Linked DNA regions of Homo sapiens: region 1 is linked to region 2. A link is a loop called in an ENCODE intact Hi-C map of the cell type or tissue named here. Cell type or tissue: breast epithelium. All regions are shown on one strand.

What was found. A loop is a pair of places that touch in the nucleus more often than their neighbours do. Peaks named below come from ENCODE experiments on the same cell type or tissue, not always from the same donor. Only the 100,000 strongest peaks of a DNase experiment are listed, where the experiment ranks them.
Region 1: it touches region 2 in a loop (18-fold over the local background); 1 of 110 quality-filtered maps calls a loop at or near these places.

The regions. Positions count from the first base shown.
Region 1 is chr11:8,697,679-8,701,678 of GRCh38, reverse strand. DENND2B (DENN domain containing 2B) reads left to right here. Exons shown (of 20, transcript NM_213618.2): 15 at 2,289-2,466; 16 at 2,705-2,746. Among named protein-coding and RNA genes, the nearest start is that of SNORA3B, 14 kb to the right of the region's middle. RefSeq lists enhancers at 1,924-2,709, 2,710-3,497 and a silencer at 2,423-2,717. In breast epithelium, no CTCF peak of the experiment used is centred here; DNase peaks (open chromatin) are centred at 1,648 and 2,341; H3K4me3 peaks cover 236 bases; H3K27ac peaks cover 3,358 bases.
Region 2 is chr11:8,540,517-8,544,516 of GRCh38, reverse strand. The region is part of intron 1 of STK33 (serine/threonine kinase 33); the gene reads left to right. Among named protein-coding and RNA genes, the nearest start is that of STK33, 52 kb to the left of the region's middle. In breast epithelium, no CTCF peak of the experiment used is centred here; no DNase peak of the experiment used is centred here.

The sequences.
Region 1 (4,000 bases), 160 kb before region 2:
CAGGCAAGGCACAAGTGATACGGCTCCGATGAGTGCAGGAACACTAGGGTTTTTGGTTCTTATGCTGGTTTAGATAAAACGACACCGACACACGTGGAGTGGTTTTAAGGAGCGGAGAGTTTAATAGGCAAGAAGGGAAGGAGAAAGGCAGAAAGAAGAAAGTACAGAGACAGAGGGAGAGAGGCTCCAAAGCCGAGAGAGGGAACCCCAAGTGTTGTGGATACCAGCCAGTTTGATAAGAAGGCTGGAGGAGGCGGTGTTTGATTTGCATAGGGCTTAGGGGATTGGTTTGACCAGGCATGTCATTCATGTAGCCCCTCCCCCCCCCCCCCCCGGAAGCTGGCCTTCCCATCCTAGCCTTTTAATATGCGAATGTAGGGCGCCTGATGTTCTACACACGTGGGAATATGCGGGGCAGCCATGCTGCTAGGCACCTGTAGGGGCAAGGGCAAGAGGACAACGGTGGGAATTGCCATGTTGGGTGGACCCAATTTCTAATGGTCTTCATTTGCATATCAAAGGTTGCCTGCCTGGCTCTAAGAGCCGGGGCTTTCTTTCCAGACAAGAAACATTTTTGAGCTGCTTTAAAGGAAATGAGGTACAGTGGCTCACGCCTGTAATCCCAGCACTTTGGGAGGCCGAGGTGGGCAGATCACAAGGTCAAGAGATCGAGACTCTCCTGGCCAACATGGTGAAACCCTGTATTAGCTGGGCCTGTAGTCCCAGCTACTCAGGAGGCTGAGGCAGGAGAATTGCTTGAATCCAGGAGGTGGAGGTTGCAGTGAGCGGAGATTGTGCCACTGCACTCCAGCCTGGGAGTGACACTCTGTCTCAAAATAAATAAATAAATAAAAATTTAAAAATTTTTTTAAAAAAAGGAAACAAAAACTTTTCCTCTCTCCATAAAATAATTTCTTAGTAAGTCCTACAACAACAGGATGGGTTATTGGCAACATGTTACATATTGTTTTGGTCAAAGAATCCATCCCAAGCAGTGGTTTCTCTAGAGTGGTCATTTGGACATTGATTAAGCCACCTTAAATGTCAGGTGCTCACAGGAGGGCAGTGAAGGAAAATCCCCGTTCTGGTTTGTCCTCCAATAAGTCCTGAATCCCTGGGGTATTTCCTTCCGTATGTATGAGGAAGCAGTTGAGAGGAAACCGAGAAATGAACTCCCGATTGCCTTCAGAGGGACAGGAACGCAGGCCCATCCTCAGCCCAGGAGAAGAAAGGAGGAAGAAAAACCAGAGCTGCTGACTTTTCCATAGAGCACCAGGGTTTAGAAAGGAAAACTGCCCCTCACTTGTTCCCATCACAGCCTCAATGCTTCTGTGTCTCACACTTCTAGGTGTTCTGTGGGCCCATCAGGCCCTTGTGAAGAAATCTAGCCCAACAGCTGGAATGAGCTGGGTACAGCAGTTCCAAGAGGCCCCTCCTGTGTACCAGCCATGGTCATTGTCAGCCAACAAAGCCCCTGACTGCCCAGCTTTGGTGCCCTGGCCTGGCCTGACCTTAGTGGCCCCTAAGAGAGCCTGGACCATGAGGTTTCTTTTCCTGAAGGTTCTACCCTCTAATTCAGGGCTGAGCTTCCTCTTTGCCACCCTGCCCCCCCCCAGGCCAGCTCCCGTGGGGCTGTGAATACAGCTATTGTTTCCTGTGGTTGCAGCTGCCTCTGAGCACATTCCAGGACCATTCTGGGAGGGACGATCCCAAGGTCTTGTTCTTGGCCTGGCCGGGTATTCAAGTTCTGCCAATCTGGGGTCTTGGAAAAGATGTCCTTCCTGTTCTGCCTGGGGTCTGCCTCTGGCTGGAGAGGGGAGGGGTAGGTCCAGCCAGCTCATGATCCGTTGCTGATGTTTTAGGTTTTCCACAAGTTCTTTGTCCCTCTTGCCTAGTTCTGATGTGGGGTGGGAGAGGGTACCCACGATCTGCATTCACTGGCCCTAGGGGTTTACAAAACCTACTGCCTCCTCAGCCACGGGCCCACTGATGTGCCCCCCAAACCCGAGACAGCCCTTTTCCAGATCTTTGTCAGATGACTGTCCTGCGGGTTGCTGCATACCTTCCTGGCTGTTTGCAGGTACATTTCCCTAAGAGAGTAGCATTGTTGTCCTTGAGGCGCTACGCAGTGGGAAAGCGGGGACTTTACCAGTCTGCAGGGTCCCTGAACCCCATTAGCATTTTTGTTGCACTGGGAGGTTTACGATCAAAGGCTGTCCTGAGCCTCCAGCGAGCTCTAAGTTCCTGGGCCTGGGCTCAGGTACTCTGTCTCTCTGTCTGCCCATCAGTACCCTCTCCAGCTGCTCCCACGCGGTGGTGGCCTTGCTCTACCCCTTCTCCTGGCAGCACACCTTCATTCCTGTCCTCCCGGCCTCCATGATTGACATCGTCTGCTGTCCCACCCCCTTCCTGGTTGGCCTGCTCTCCAGCTCCCTCCCCAAACTGAAGGAGCTGCCTGTGGAGGAGGTGGGCCACCGGGGGAACCAGCTGGGGGGAAGGGTGGAGGGGGAAGCAGGTGCTGGGATCTTACTTGTGGCCCCTCGGCCTCTTTACCAGGCTCTTATCCTTTCTCCCTGGGAGGTCTATCCCCGGCTGGAGTACTTCCTGTTAGCTGACCCTGGGAACCTGGGAGGTCTGGAGGCCTGGCAGAGGGCATTGCGGGACTCATGCCCTGAGCCACTCTGCTAATGACTCCTTTTCTCAGGCGCTGATGGTGAATCTGGGATCTGACCGATTCATCCGACAGGTAAGAGGGTGGGTGCTTGCTAGAGTTGGGCTCCTGAGCACCCTGCACCATCACACACACTACTCAACCTTCACAACCTGTTTGTTGAGCTCTCTCTCTGGGTTCAGTACTACTCACAGACTAGTCAAGGGTGGGGAGAAGCTGGTCTTGGAATCCTTGACCTTAGCAGGGTCCGCCTTTCCAGTGACATCATGAGCTTCTAGAAGGCAGTGTGGGAATTTGAAGAACACGGCCTGGGAGTCCACAGACTTGGCCACTGGACTTTGCCCCCTTTGAGCCACATGGTCTTAGGCCTCTAAATTCTTCTGAGCTCTAAAGGAGAGGTGGTGACAACACCTGCCTTGAAATGTTTGCTGGGGGTTACACAAATAACTATAGATTGTTATGTAACGTACAGGTTTGCAATCATTGTTGTCAACTACAAAAAGCCTTTGTTAGTCGTGGAAATCCTCCTGGCTCTCTACAAAGGAGCACAACCCAGTGCTCTCCCCTATGGAAATGTACTTATTGTCTGTTACACACCAATGACGGAGCTGAGGACTCCCTGGGTACCAGGCATAGTGATGTGGACACAGAAACAGAGTATAGAGACGAAACAACAGTCTAACTTCATTCCTGAGACACAGGCTGGCCACAGTCCCCCTGCCCCAAGCCAACTGTGCCTCCTGCCTGGAGCTGAAGATGGAGGAATTGGGGAGACCTAATCAGGAACCCCTGGCTGGTCCTGGTCACAGAGGCCAGTGAATGCCACACTGGCTCTACCCCCTTTTTTTTTTTTTTTTTTTTTTTTTTTTTGGAGACAGGGTCTCACTGTCATCCAGGCTGGAGTGCAGTGGTACAGTCATGACACTGCAGCCTCGACCTGCCTGGGCTCAGGTGATCCTCCCCATGTCAGCCTCCTAAGTAGCTGGGAGTACAGGTGCATGCCACCATACTTGACTAATTGTTTTTTTGTGTGTGTTTTGCAGATAGAGGGACCTGCTAAGTTGCCCAGGCTGGTCTCGAACTCCCTCCTGGGCTCAAGCGATCCTCCCGCTCAGCCTTCCAAAGTGTTGGGATTACTGGCGTGAGCCACTGCGCCTGACCCTCTACCACTTTTAATCTCTGTAATCTTGGGCAAGTTTCTTAACCTTTCTGTGCTTCAGTTCCTCATCTTAAAATGAGGTTGATGATAGTTATGAGGGTTACTGGGAGAGATAAATGAGATTATCTACTCACGCTCTTCTAACAGGTCTTAGCACATAGTAAGTGCTC
Region 2 (4,000 bases):
AGTTGAAAAATTTAAAAAGCTATAAAGAAAAAATAAAATTTACTCATAATTTTCTTTAGAGAAACAATCATTATTCTTCTAAGTATTTGTTAATAAAATCAATCTGTAGCTACATGACAGTTAAGGATAAATATGGAATATATATACATGTATTACATATATATAATTATATATATAATTTTATAAATATATATATACATATTTTATATATATATATAAAATTTCCACTTGGGATAGTTTTCATATTAGATTAAATTGGGAATGCCAGAGTCTTATAAGTGGGAGTTGAACAATGAGAACACATGGACACAGGAAGGGGAACATCACACACCCGTGCCTGTCGGGGGATGGGGGGCTATGGGAGGGATAGCATTAGGAGAAATACCTAATGTAGTTGACGGGTTGATGGGTGCAGCAAACCACCATGGCACATGTATACCTATGTAACAAACCTGCACATTCTGCACATATATCCCAGAACTTAAAGTATAATAAAAAAATGGAAAAAAATCATTTAGTATTATTTTGAACTGGCAATTGTGAATTACTATTTAAAAAATCACATGGGCATTTTAACCTTTTCTAGTTGCATTTCTCACACAATGAGTGTTTTCTTTTATATTTTTAATTTTTGTGAGTACATAGTAGGTATACATTTATGGGGTCCATGAGATATTTTGATACATGCATGCAATGTGTAATATGTCATGGAGAATGGGGTATCCATCCCCTTAAGTATTTATCCTTTGTATTACAGATAATCTAATTATACTTTTAGTTATTTTAAAATGTACAATTAAGTTATTATTGACTATAGTCACCCTGTTGTGCTATCAAATAGTAGGTCTTATTCATTCTTCCATTTTTTTAATGTACCCATTAACCAGTCCCATCTTCCCCCTACCACCAACAACCCTTCCCACCCTCTGGTAGCCATCCTTCTACTTTCTACATCTATGAGTTCAGTTGTTTTGATTTTTAGATACCACAGATAAATGAGAACCTGTGATGTTTGTCTTTCTGTGCCTGGTTTATTTCACTTAACATCATAATCTCCAGTTCCATCCATGTTGTTACAAATTACAGAACCACAATGAGTATTTTCTAAAGAGTATTTAAATTTTACTTATTTGGTTTTGACTTGTAAATTTGAAATACGTTGGTTTATCAACAAATGTGGCCAAATAAAATAATAATGTTTTAATTCCCATAGTTAAAAATATATTTTTGAGCTCTTAATCACTGAAGACATTTGAAATGTTTTCACCTGCTGATTTAAGTGACAATTAAATGGTGAATATGCGTCCCTCTTTTAGATTCCTTGGAAAACCATATCATAGGGCAAGATCCTTAATGGACATGTGATTTTTCATCTCTTTGGTCATATTTGTCACCCTAGGGGAATCTAATGAATGAGTAGATACATATTTGGAGAACAAAACAGAGTCTGCATTGGGCGGCATCAAACTGATGGAGATAATAAGAAGCTATAAAAAGTGAAAACCAGGCCGGGTGCAGTGGCTCATGTCTGTAGTCCCAGCACTTTGGGAGGCTGAGGCGTGTGGATTGCTTGAGCCCAGGAGTTCAAGACCAGCCTGGGCAACATGGCGAAACCCCGTTTCTACAAAAAAATACAATAATTAGCTGGGTGTGGTGGTGTGTACCTGTAGTCTCAGCTACTCAGGAGACTAAGTGGGGAGGATCTCTTGAGCCTGGGGAGGCAGAGGTTGCAGCCGAGATCGTGCCACTGCACTCCAGCCTGGGTGACAGAGTGTCTTAAAAAAAAAGTGCAAACTAAATCTTTTCATTTATTAAAATTCATTAATTCATTCAGCAAGTATTTTTGCATCATCCAAGCATATTTGATCACGTGCTTGGCATTCTTTTAGGTCAGTATTTCTCAGCGTTGGCCCTATTGACATTTTGGAGTGGGTAATTCTTTCTTGTGGTGCAGCCATATGCATTTTGGATGTTTTGCAGCATCCTTGGTTTCTTACCCTCTAGATACCAGTAGCACTCCCCTAGTTGTGACAACGAAAGATGTTCCCAGACATTGCCAGCCATCCCCCGGGAGGCAAAATCACTTCCGTTGAGAACCACTGTTTTAGATGACAAACATTTTAAAAGCAATTTTTTTGAAATGTATTTTGTGTTGTTTCCCTATTTCAGATTTGTACATGTTCCATGTGATTTTTGTCTGTCAGTATTTCCTGGTCAGTGCCCTATCTGAAAATTGACTTAGGTTTCGTAATGACATGTGGAACTAGCCACATTTATCGTAGAAATATTGAAATAAAACCCTTATATTTTAAAACTAATAGTTGATTTAATCGTGATTCTGTAACATTTATGACATCCTGAATCAAAGAACCTACTATTTCTTGATCTTTTGAAAAGTACTTTGTACCTATGAGCAAATTCTTACAAAGAAACCTTCTAACGCTTATTTTTCCTCCTTTAAAAATGATCCTATTCATCTTTTGTTTTAAAGGCTCTGTAGCTTATTGGTACTGCATAAAAATTCCATTATTATAGAGACTGTTCTCTTTGCTTCTCTGCTGCATCTTCTTCTGAAGTTATGAGAGATGTGAAACATAGTCTGAAAATTCATTCAAAGCTTTAAAACTTATTATATCCAGGAGAGACAGATTTAAGATTGCTGAGGTTTCTGGTTGAAGTACTTCAAGCAGAAATCCATACTCCATTAGACTCTCTAACACTGTGACCTTAATTTTTCAGATATTTTGCTCTTTAAATTGAAAGTAGTATTTTAATACAATTTAAGTCTTTTGAAGGGGCTTGTAGTACCACAGACAGAAGTTGTGAAACATTTGAACAAATGGAAAGTAAAATAGCAACGAATTTAGGACTATATCAAAGTTTTAAATTTCAAAATATATAGTGATATAAAGATATGTATGGAACATACTTTATGCACTGGAGTTGGGGGAAAAGCTATTTAGTAAGGAGTTGTTCATACTGTACTTAAACAGAATTTCTTTCATTGGATATTTTTCTTGGCATTGCCTAAAGAGTTTCTGATTAGGAGTGGTTGTTAAGTTCTCTGAAGTTAGAAAATTTACTTTGTATAAAACCGTGGTCTGGGTGAAATGAAAGTCTACCTGGACAATAGCTACTGAGTTATCTTGCTTCAACAGATAAAGCAGGAAATGTAAAACTGTAAAACTGTATTATAGTACTGAATCACGAAACTGAGAACTATTTTTTAAAAAACCTCTTTGGAAAAGGAGAGATGAAAAGCCTCTTGTTCTTTTATTAGTAAATTAGGTCAGTTTTTAAATAATATGTTCATTGAAATATACACATTTCTCAAGTAATGATATAATTTAATTCAATTTATATTTTAAAGGCATAACATCTGAACTGAATTCTTTAGAGGTCCTTAATTGCTTCATCTATTTTCCATTGTAAAATGTTGTTTCAAACCTAAATTTAAAAAAATGTGTTATGTATATTTGAGGTTTACAGCATAATGTTATGAGATATATATATATATATATAGAGAGAGAGAGAGAGAGAGAGAGAGAGATAGTAAGATGGGTAGTATAGTGAAGCCGATTCACATATCTCATCTCACATAATTACTTTTTCATGACAAGAGCAACCAAAATTTAGTTATTTAACTAAAATGTCTAATATAATACAATTTGATTAACTTTAGTCCTCATGTTGTGTATTATCTCTAACTTGTTCACCCTACATATCTGGTATTTTGTATCCTTTGATCTGCATCTCTTTGTTTCCTCTCCCGCCCCCTGCCCATCCATGGTAGCTACTGTTTTGTGCTCTGTGTATTTGAACTCTTTTCTTTTTAAATATTCCATGTATAAGTGAGAGCCTGTGATGTTTTTCTTTCTGTGTCTGTCTTTTTTCACTTAGCATAATATCTGCTAGGTTTGTTTTGTAGCAAATGGCAGGATCTACTTCCTTTTTAAGGTTGAATAATATTCCTGTGTGTATATGCGTGTGTGTATACACA